Linked DNA regions of Homo sapiens: region 1 is linked to region 2. Evidence: read pairs that join two places in POLR2A ChIA-PET (ENCODE). Cell type or tissue: Caco-2. All regions are shown on one strand. Links, peaks and the distances in the headings refer to the core of each region. The heading gives the core; the rest is flanking DNA. Region 1 overlaps LOC105369484 (a long non-coding RNA gene). Region 2 overlaps ZC3H12C (zinc finger CCCH-type containing 12C).

What was found. Peaks named below come from ENCODE experiments on the same cell type or tissue, not always from the same donor. Only the 100,000 strongest peaks of a DNase experiment are listed, where the experiment ranks them.
Region 1: POLR2A ChIA-PET joins it to region 2 with 5 read pairs; 2 of 35 experiments call an interaction of 5 or more read pairs at or near these places.

Annotation. Positions count from the first base shown.
Region 1 is chr11:109,957,986-109,963,371 of GRCh38, forward strand. All of the region lies in intron 1 of LOC105369484 (a long non-coding RNA gene), which reads left to right. Among named protein-coding and RNA genes, the nearest start is that of ZC3H12C, 130 kb to the right of the region's middle. In Caco-2, for the core only: no CTCF peak of the experiment used is centred there; no DNase peak of the experiment used is centred there.
Region 2 is chr11:110,123,735-110,129,120 of GRCh38, forward strand. All of the region lies in intron 1 of ZC3H12C (zinc finger CCCH-type containing 12C), which reads left to right. Among named protein-coding and RNA genes, the nearest start is that of ZC3H12C, 33 kb to the left of the region's middle. RefSeq lists an enhancer at 4,391-4,913. In Caco-2, for the core only: no CTCF peak of the experiment used is centred there; a DNase peak (open chromatin) is centred at 2,037.

The DNA.
Region 1 (5,386 bases), core at 135-5,134, 170 kb before region 2:
GCAGTAAATTAAGGGAAAAAGTTGCACATGTAATGAGATATTGGTGAGCGAGTTCTCATTACCATCATAATATTTGGCACCAAAATTTAATAACTCCTTTTGCATGTGAATGCAAAAAAAGAGCATTTTAACATTAATTAAAAGCCCATAATCATACTGGATGAAAGAGAGAATGTTAACCCAACTTTACATATGAGATACGGAGTCACGGAGATTAAGAAAATGACCCAGGCAGATTTTTTAAATTATTCATAATGCCACAATATGTCGATGGTGAAAGGGAAATCAGCATAGACTCCCACAACTACCGCTGTTCTCATCATTGCCTTGTATGGAACAGAAGCCTGGTAATTAGGGCTTCTGATTTCTACAGATGTTCCCACTCCCTCTTCTGCCCTGCATTCCCTCAGCGCTAATGAATTCAGTATTAATTTGCAATCGATGATTGAGAAAATAAAAAGCTGTCTTCAATTCCTTTAGGGCAGAAAACAGTTCTTTAATTTTCTCTGAATTTCCCCATATTTCTCTGGTTCAGCTTCATGAAATGTGCAAGCAAAGAGTTCCTAGGTTGAGCAAACTTAAAGGGGTTTCTTTACTCCAAAAATTCTCGGAGCCTTGACTATACCGATGTACATTGCAAAGCTCCAAGAAAGAAATATTACTTGCAGATTTATGTGACCACAGAATCTGCGTTTCATGGATGTGGTAGGCAGAATAATGGCCTCCCAGAGATGTCCATTTCCTAATCCCTGGAAATTTACAAGGCAAAGGGGATGGAACTTTACAAGGCAAAGGGGAATTACAGTAGCAAATGGAATAAAGGTTGTTAATCAGCCAATCTTAAAATAGTGAGGTTATCCTGGATTATCTGTGTGAATCCAATATAATCACAAAGGTCCTTAAAACTAGAACCGGAAGGCAGAAGACAGTGTCAGAGTGATTTAGCATGAGAAACACTTGACCAGTCATTGCTGGCTCTGAAGATGTCAGGAGGCAGAGGAGTATGGGAAGCTCCAGCCTCCAGAAGGAATGCAGCACTGCTGATACTTTTATTTTAACCCAGTGAGACCTCTTTCAGATTTTTACCTCCAGAACTGTAAGATAATAAATTCGTGTTGTATTAAGCCACCAAGTTTGTTGTAATTTATGACAGCAGCCATAAGAAACTAATACAGTGGGGCCCATTAATGTCTTACTAATACCTCCCAGAATTATAGTTCTGTGTTACAATTTTTAGAGAAATGCTATTCAACCTGTAACAGGGGCCCACATCAGACTGTCAATCAATAAATATTATAGACTGAATAATTCATTTTTTTTGTATGAGAATTGTTAGTATTTGGTCATTAAGCCAGCCCATCTGTTAGCCTATTTCACTATCTTTGCATTTTATAACAACAATTTCTACCAGCCATTTTGAATCATGAAGCAAAAATGCATTTACTTTAAATGATGCTAAAATAAACGGTATGGAATAGATTCAGTGCATCTCAAATTTTAATGTGCATGCAAACCACCTGGAGAATCCTCTTAAAATGCAGATTCTGATTCCGTAGCTCTGGCATGAGAACTGAGAGTGTGCATTTCTAACACGCTCCCAGGTGACACCAATGCTGGTGATCTGTGGACCAAACTTTAAATAGCAAAGAACAAAAGAGGACAACCCCTGTCATACCCTCTATTCCCTGCCATAGAAACCTTTCTGTTCTCCCTGTAGTCCCAGCTACACGGGAGGCTGAGGCAGGAGAATGGCATGAACCCAGGAGGTGGAGCTTGCAGTGAGCCGAGATAGTGCCACTGCACTCCAGCCTGGGTGACAGAGCGAGACTCTGTCTCAAAAAAAAAAAAAAAAAAAGACTTTTCTGATCTCCCAGGTGGAATTAGGCAAATCCTCCTTGCTCTGCTTTTAGGACCATTACTGATCCCAAACAGAAAATATTCAAGGAATTTTAGTTTAATACTTAGAAGACTCAGCTTCTAGTTAATACAGTATATTTGTAAATTATAAAATAAATATAGTCTCATGAAAGACAATTCATAAAATAGAAGAAAGAGTAATTTTAATCATCCACAGTCTCAGCACCCAAAGATATGCCTTATTAACATTCCAATGTCTTTCCTTCAAGACTTCTTTCTCTACAGAGATTCTGTTTTACATATTTGACATCATATTGCATATCTCAATTTTTTAATCAAACATCATGTATGCACATATATACATATAAAGTGGTGACAGATTGAATTATTGGTCTCAATTCTTCACTCCTCTCTAATAGAATTATATATCCACACTCTTGCCACTCTGGGGAAGAGCATCCCAATTTTTCTCCCTTCTAATAGAAATATGTCTTTACTTTCGCCAGGCTGGTGAGCAGAGAGTTATTCCCAACACCTTGACTTTGGGATTAATCAAGTGATTTACATTGGCCAAAGGGTTATTAGTGGACAAATATTTTTTAATGTAGGTTTTATTATTTAAGATATGGCAAAGCCAACAGATCAGGAGACAGCTACCACTGTAAACATAGTTTGTTACACTCAACAGACCCCAAGACAAAAGGGCATGCCACACCATAATGCAGGGCCACATGGGGAAGCACCAGGGTCAGTCAAGGGCAGAGGAAGCAGGGAGAAGATTTTATTGTCATTTCTGCGGGAAAAATAATGGGCAAGGCAGGGTAAGCAGGTTTAGGATTGGCCACTTTGAATAATTTCAGTGGACTCTATGGTACAGTTGTCTGGTATTTGGTCCTGGAGTATCGGCCCAGAATGTAAGAGTTCATTAATGGAGGTGTTGGGGGGTATGAGCTCTGGAGTAGTTGGTTTGTGTATGAAAGGTGCACTCTTAGGCCAGTAGTTTGCTATCTCTAGGAATTAGCTAACCCTGGGAGAAGTAGTCACTCCAGGGTCAGCAAGGCCCCAAGATGTCAAAGCATCAACAAAAACAGAGTATAAAGACATGATTACCACAGCATGATGCAAACAAGGGCTTGGAATGTGCTGATGTGGTTGGGCTTGTTCTCTTGCAATGTGATTGTCTGCAATGAGAAAAGCTCATGCAGCCAGGGTTGCAGAACAACCACACAGGGAGCAGGCCTGGACCCAACTCAAGGTCAGGAGCTAAGCCCAGCTGACTCCCAGCCAGCAGCGGAGGCAAACCCCGGCCAGTCCACATAAGCCAGAAACTAATGCTTACTGCTGCCTGCCTCTGAGATTTTGTGGTTGTTTGTTATAGAGCATTATGGTGGCAATAGCTGAATATGTTGGAAGTGGGGTCCTGCCATAACAAATCCCAAAATATGTGCCATCAGCTTTAGGACTGGAAATTAGACAAGAAGAATATTGTTCTAAAAGCCTGGAAAAAATGGTGGTCCATGTTATATAGTAGTGAAAGTAAAGCATTTGTTTTAACTGTTACTTTCAATAAACCAAAAGACAGACAATGGACCTGATAAAGTTGGGATGATGACCAAGCAAGTTTCAATTCGCAATGCTGATAGGGTAAGCGGGTTGTTGAATTGCATTTGAAAAGTTATGATAAGAGATGGGTTCTGTAATGGTTAATATTGAGTATCAACTTGATTGGATTCAAGGATGCAAAGTATTGTTCCTGGGTGTGTCTGTGAGGTTGTTGCCAAAGGAGATTAACATTTGAGTCAGTGGACTGGGAGAGGCAGACCCACTCTCAATCTGGGTGGTCACCATCTAATCAGCTGCCAACATGGCTAGAATAAAGCAGGCAGAAGAAGTTGGAAAGACGAGATTCACTGAGTCTTCTGGTCTTCATCTTTCTTCCATGCTGGAGACTTCCTGCCCTCAACTATCAGACTCAAAGTTATTCAGCTTTTAGACTCTCAGGTTTGCACCAGTGGTTTATCAGGGGCTCTCAAGCCATTGGCCACATACTGAAGGCTGCACTGTCAGCTTTCCTACTTTTGAGGTTTTGGGACTCAGACTGGCTTCCTTGCTCCTCAGCTTGCAGTTGGCCTATTGTTGGACTTCACCTTGTGATTGTGTGAGTCAATACTCCTTAATAAACTCCCCTTCATGTATACATTTATCCTATTAGTTCTGTCCCTCTAGAAGACCCTGATTAATCCAGGTTTTGGTACCAGGAGCAGTTCTAGAGGAAGAGAATTTTAAGGATGGATTTCTTTAGTTGGTTTTGGGGTTTCTGGAGTTGGCTACTTAATATGATGAGACTCAAAAATGTTAAGGACTCTACTTCTAACAGTCTGGAGAACACCGATGGTCCTTGGAGTGAACTGTTTAGAGAGTTATGCAAACTAAATGCATTTGATACTCCTGATTAATCGCTCATGAGAGGCAAGGAGTTTAGTGACTCTATACATAATACCTTTGACCATATGTGGAGAATCAAGAAATATAATGAAGTTGGTTGGTTGCTCTTAAGTTCACTGGACAAAGTGATGAAAGGAAAGGATGAGCTCAGGGATTCTAACTTCCAGCTCTAGAAGCACATACTGAGCCTCAAGTCTTCTAAGTTTGCCCCAAGTGAGACTCTTATCTCCTATAGACAAAGGACTGAAATTGCAGAAAATCAGACACAAGCTCTTATAATGAGAATGGCTAACCTGCAAGGAAAGGTGCATGCTCAGCCTCATCAGATGTCTACTGTTAAAGTGAGAGCATTGACTGGAAAAGAATAGGACTCTGCAACTTGGAATGGAGATGTGTAAGAGGACCCTCACTACACTGAGCTTGTAAACTCTGATGAGTTTTTTTTGCCAGAGGAAACAGCCTCCCCACCCTCAGTGGTGGCAACATCCCCTCCCCCACCAACATGGCCATCAACCTTTCCACCTTTATCTGAGGAGTTAAACCCTGCACTGACTGAGCCAACAGTGATGGCCTCCTCTGAGGCAGTTACCAGGCAAGACAATGCTGATTCTCCTCAGGACCCACCCCCAACACCCCTGTTTGCTTCTAGACCAATAAGTAGACTCAAGTCCCCGCAGACCCCTAGAGGCGAGGTTCAGAGTGTGACCTATGGGGAGGTGCACTACACTCCAAAAGAACTGCTTGAGTCTTTTAATTTATATAAGCAGAAATCTGGAGAATAGGCAAGGGAATGAACATTAAGGGTATGGGATAATGGTGGAAGGAACATAGAGTTGGATCAGGCTGAATTTATTGATATGGGCCCACTAAGAAGGGATCCTGCATTTAATGTTGCAGCTTAGGGAGTTTAAAAAGGTTCTAATAGTTTATTTGCTTGGTTAGCTGAAATATAGATTAACAGATGGCCCACTGTGAGTGAGCTGGAAATGCTTGATCTCCCCTGGTTTAATGTAGTGGAAGGGATCAAAAGGCTTAGGGAGATTGGAATACTAGAGTGGATTAGTCACTTTAGACCTACTCATTC
Region 2 (5,386 bases), core at 123-5,122:
TATAACAAAACTCTTTTTATTCTTGAGTATTGTTGGAGTTTGAGGGGTCTTTTTCCTGCCTTATTTCTCAACCAATTGAGAAACAGACAAAGGAGCCAAGCACATGGAGATCAAAATAGCAGCCCTTTCCATCCATAGAACTATTGGAGAGAAGGTGATTTAAGAGAACAGCATAAAGAGCTTAGTAACACTGAACCCCAGAATTAGATTTAACCATCCAGTCCCAGGCCATGCTGGAGGGCAAAGCACCCAAGTGTTTTCTGCCTGTGGGCAGATCTCAAAGAGAAATGTGCAGTTGAAAAGGACTGGTCCTTACAGACTTACCCATCAAAGTGATCCTCAAGTGGGGAGGCAGAAGCTGCAGTGGAACTTCCGCAGTTGCAGCTCTAGTTGGGAAGAGAATCCAGAGGAGACTGCGGGAAAAGACCCGTCATCACTGGGAGTCTTGAGCTTCTTTGAATGTTGGAAGCAGCCCCAGTGGCAGTATCAGGGCTACAAGAACTTTGCCAATGGCCGAGGGCTCTGATAAACCCACCCTGTCACAGGGAGAAATAAAGACTAGCAGAGCAGCATTTTTGTTCTTGTGAATGCCTGCATTCAAATTTGCAGGGGTCTATTTTTTTTTTATTGGTCGATTTTTCACTTGAAGATCTTCTAGAGATCAGCACACTGCTGCATGCCATATTGGTTGTACTATGTAGATTATGGGAGAATGAATGGTTCTGCTCTCAAGAAGCCTACATCCTGGTTCATAAATAAATGCTAAATTGTACTGTACACACTATTCATGTTACAGAAGTTTGAAGGAATTGGAAAGCAATAAAAACCGAACTAGTCCAAGAAGGCTTTATGGAAAAAATAAGTCTTGAGCTGGGCTTAGAACAATAGATAAGAACTGGATAGGTGAGGCTGTAGTGCAAGACAACACTTAAGGCAAAGAGACATCTGTGCCCTCACTTTTGCTGTCCCTTCACCTTAAGTGGGAAATTAGATTACAGGGCCAGAGGAGGCCCCGTTTGTAGATGGAGCCTCGAAAACAAAACAAAGCAGAGGACCAGAGACTTGTGATTTGCAGCTGAGATTTTTTTTTTTTTTTAAGCAGAAGAGTGATGTCATTGAAAATTACTTTGGCAGGGAGGTACCTAAGGGATATTCAAGGAAGGAGATAAATTAAGATAATCTAAGCCTGGGGGAATAAATGCTTAGCCTAAGGGATGCTCATGGCCATGGGAATGAGAAAATTGGGAAGAGAAAAATAATCAAGAATTGATTAACTGGATCTTCAGTATGTATTAAATGAATGAAACAATTGAGAAATAGACAAAGGTGTCTATGAGGTTTTAAGAATGCACTGTTGCAACAATGATAGCTACTCTTAAGGAAAATGGGGAATGAGATACACTGTTGCTCATAGATGTGAAAACGGAAGCCAAGCAATACATAAGTTCTTCAAGACTGATAAGTTTATTCCATTTCTACTTCCTCTTTTAAGTCATTTGGATGGATTTTATGGGAACCATATAGGATCTCTCACTAGTGTGTGTGTGTGTGTGTGTGTGTGTGTGTGTGTGTGTGTGTGTGTGTGTGGTTTTTTTTGTTTGTTTTGAGATGGAGTCTCGCTCTGTCATACAGGCTGGAGTGCAGTGGTGTGATCTTGGCTCCCTGCAACCTCCACCTCCAGGTTCAAGGGATTCTCCTGCCTCAGCCTCCCGAATAACTGGAATTACAGACACATGCCACCATGCTAATTTTTTTGTATTTTTAGCAGAGACGGGGTTTCACCATGTTGGCCAGGCTGATGTTGAACTCCTGACCTCAAGTGATCTGCCCGCCTTGGCCTCCCGAAGTGCTGGGATTACAGGCGTGAGCCACCATGGCCAGCCTCTCTAATGTGTTTAATGTCCTTCTGTACTGGGTGTCTGATGTTCTGTCCACCTAGCATTTTCCTGCTCTGCTTCTGTTACTATCACCCCACCTAAGGAATGCCCCGCCACCATCTCCTTACGGCCTGACAGGGCAGCCCATCATGGCCCCACATACATCTGGCCACAGTACTAGGGCAAACAGGTGAGTAACATGACTTCAGCTGTGCTCATCAGATTCTCTGTCTCAGGAATTTGAACCTTGAATGGAGAACACAAGGTCAGAGAACATAGTGCTGAATCATCAGAGAGATAGTCTAGAAGCTCTGCAAATGAAACCCGGGGTTTAGTCCTCATCTCTGACCTGAAGGCTTGAATGTTGAGATCTCTTTCTGACCCTGAGAGCTCCTTCGTGTTCTTCCAGTAAATGTCCCAAGCCCTTTCTCAAAAGTCCTGTTTTTCTTGCTGATGAATAGTAAATTGATATGCATCTATTATTTTTATTTACCTATTGGTAGTTGCTTAGTATTTTTAGGAGCAAATATGATTTACAAAAAAACATGAGTTCTGATACAATTTCTTTTAGGATTTGAATAGGAAAAGTAGTTGTTGTTTTCTTCTTTTTTTTTTTTTTTTTTTTTTTTTGAGATGAGGTCTCACTCTGTTGCCCAGGCTGGAGTGCAACTCCAGCTCACTGTAGCCTTGAACTCCTGGGCTCAAGTGATCCTCCTGCCTCAGCCTTCCGAGTAGCTAGAACTACAGGCATGTGCCACTATGCCTGGCTAATCTTTTATTTTTTATTTTTGAGATACAGGATCTCCCTATGTTGCCTGGGCTGGTCTTTAACTCCTGGGCTCAAGCAGTCCTCCTGCCTCAGCCTCCTAAAGTGCTGGGATTATAGGTGTGAGCCACTGCACCCAGTTGTTTTTCTTTCTTATTATTAAAATACCAACAGTTTACTTAATGGCTATGGAGGTAACTATATCATGGTGATAATTTTAATCTACCTTCCCCTCAGCCCCCACTTCCAGTAATGAGATTAATGTTAACAGTAAGAAATGGCAGAGATGGCCATGTTACTGGAGGAAGTATGAGCAGAAAATGTGTTTGGAACTTTTTTCATTTGCACTGCATGTTCCAATAATGCTACTTTCATTGATTTTTGTTGTCTTCCTTATTGGTTAATAATATTAGTTATTTTCTACCCAATATTCATATTTTAATGAATAAATACACTAATATTAATGTACTTTTTCTACCCCATATTAATACTTCTCTATGAGCTTTATTTTATATAAAGTTATTTATATTTGATGATTTATTTTAAACATATGATCTTGATTACAGTTGAGATCTTTTTTCTTACAGTTAATGTTAAATATAAAGGTATATTTTTCCAGAAGTTACTTTGGGTGGATTGTATTCAGGGCTGGCTTCAAATATGGGCTAATGTTGGGACTTTCGGCGTCTGCCTCTTCTCTGAAAAGTGGCATGGTTTCATGGACAGAAAGGAATTAGGAGAATGTCTAACGCTTTCAACAGTACTTTCTGGAATGGGCATGTCTCAGATGTTTATCAGGTTCTTGATACATTTGACCCTACGACTTTCTGTTAACCAGTGCTCCCTATATCTACAGCAATTTATTTGTCTTTAATTCATACAGGCAATATTCTTAGCATTGTTTTGTGGTTTAAAGTTAGTCTTTAACACTTTTCAAATAGCACTCAGAAGAGTAGCTTTCTACAAGAGAGCTCATGGCCTGTCTGACTTCCTAAATATAATAACTCATAGATACTAGAGTTAATGCCTATTTGATTTTTTACTCTATTCTTTTACACTATGTGTGTGAATTAGCTTTTGTTGTTGTTGGTGGTGGTGGTTGCTTCTTTTTTTAACACTCAAAAATAATAGTTTTTGGTTAAAATTTTAATTTCAACGTTTTGGGGACAGTTGGGAAAATCTGATATAATAATCTTACTTCCATGGTGTTATCATTAGGATCAAAAGAAATTATAGGCTGGGTGTGGTGGCTCATGCCTGTAATTCAAGCACTTTGGGAGGCAGAGGTGGGCAGATCACATGAGGCCAGGAGATTGAGACCAGCCTGGGCAACATGGTGAAACCCCATCTCTACTAAAAAATACAAAAATTAGCTGGGCGTGGTGGCTGGGGCTTGTAGTCCCAGCTACTTCGGAGGCAGAAGCTTGAGAATCCCTTGAAGCTGGGAGGTGGAGGTTGCACTAAGCTGAGATTGTGCCACTGTACTCCAGCCTGGACAACACAGTGAGACTTACTCTCAAAAAAAAAAAAAAAGAGATTACATATTAAAGAGAGTGGTCCCAGGAAGTGAACTCAGATCACTGCTGGCAAAGATAATTGATGCCATACCCCCACATCAAAGCTTACTTGTTTCACATTCATACGTCAGAAAAAGTACAAGCCCCTCTCAAATGGTTCAAGTTTCAAATATTAGACCCACCCATGGCAAAGACAGATTTTAGTATAATACTCCTAAAACTACACTGTCTTTTTTTTTTTTCTGTCATAAGTGTGCATTGTGCTCAGTCATTTATTTCAGTGACCCAAACAGAGCCCAGTCCAGCTGTTTGTATTTTCCCTGCAGTGGGAAGTGGACTAGGGCCATGTGACTAAGAAAGCCAGCCTGGGGGCTGTCTTTTCACCTACAGATGTTTTAATGTGCTTAACATTATCCAATACTAGCAACCGAGATAGTCTAAATACCACAGCAGGATCTGATTAGCTTTTTCAGATCACTGCCTTTATTTGCTGTTTGCAAAAAAGCTTAATCCAGTGCTAGAGATCAGGCTTCCTGCTGAGCCCTGGGGTAGTTTCTCTCATTCTTTGTGTTCACAGTGGCAGGCGTTAGTGAGCAGATTCCTCCTCCTCCTAAATTAAAGCTGTAAAGTAGTAACTGTAGTAGCAAGGGATAAAGAGAAGGAAGAAAACCCAAGGGAAAAAAGAAGACTGTCTATTCATACCAAGTAGTTTCCTTGATATACACAAAAGAAAGAGTTTCTAATATGAATTCATAAATACTGACCTCAGTGTCTCTTCTACTCAGTGCACAGCTATTAAGTTTTATTAGGTTTCAGTTGTAACTACTTTGTGTGGATATATGTTACGTTTTTCATATTTATCCTACTCAATCAATCTCAGTTTTACCAGAAGAATTACATTTATTAGCCATAACAGTGGCCCTTCTCTTATTCTTTTCAGGGCTGATATCTTTTTTATTCATGAGATTTCAAAAAGAACTATCACCACCACTAACAAAAAAAAAAAAAAAAAAAAAAGAGATAAAGTCTTTCTTCATTTCTGGGACATCCATTTGCTTACCCAATATGTGACATTTGAATTCTGTGTAATTTACATTGTAATTTGCAATAAGCGAGAATACTAGAGATGCTTTATCTTGATCTTTGATGGGTTTATGAAATGAGACCATCGCCTTAACTATTTCAGTAATATTGCTATAACCCTTAGCAGAAGAAAGAATAGGTCT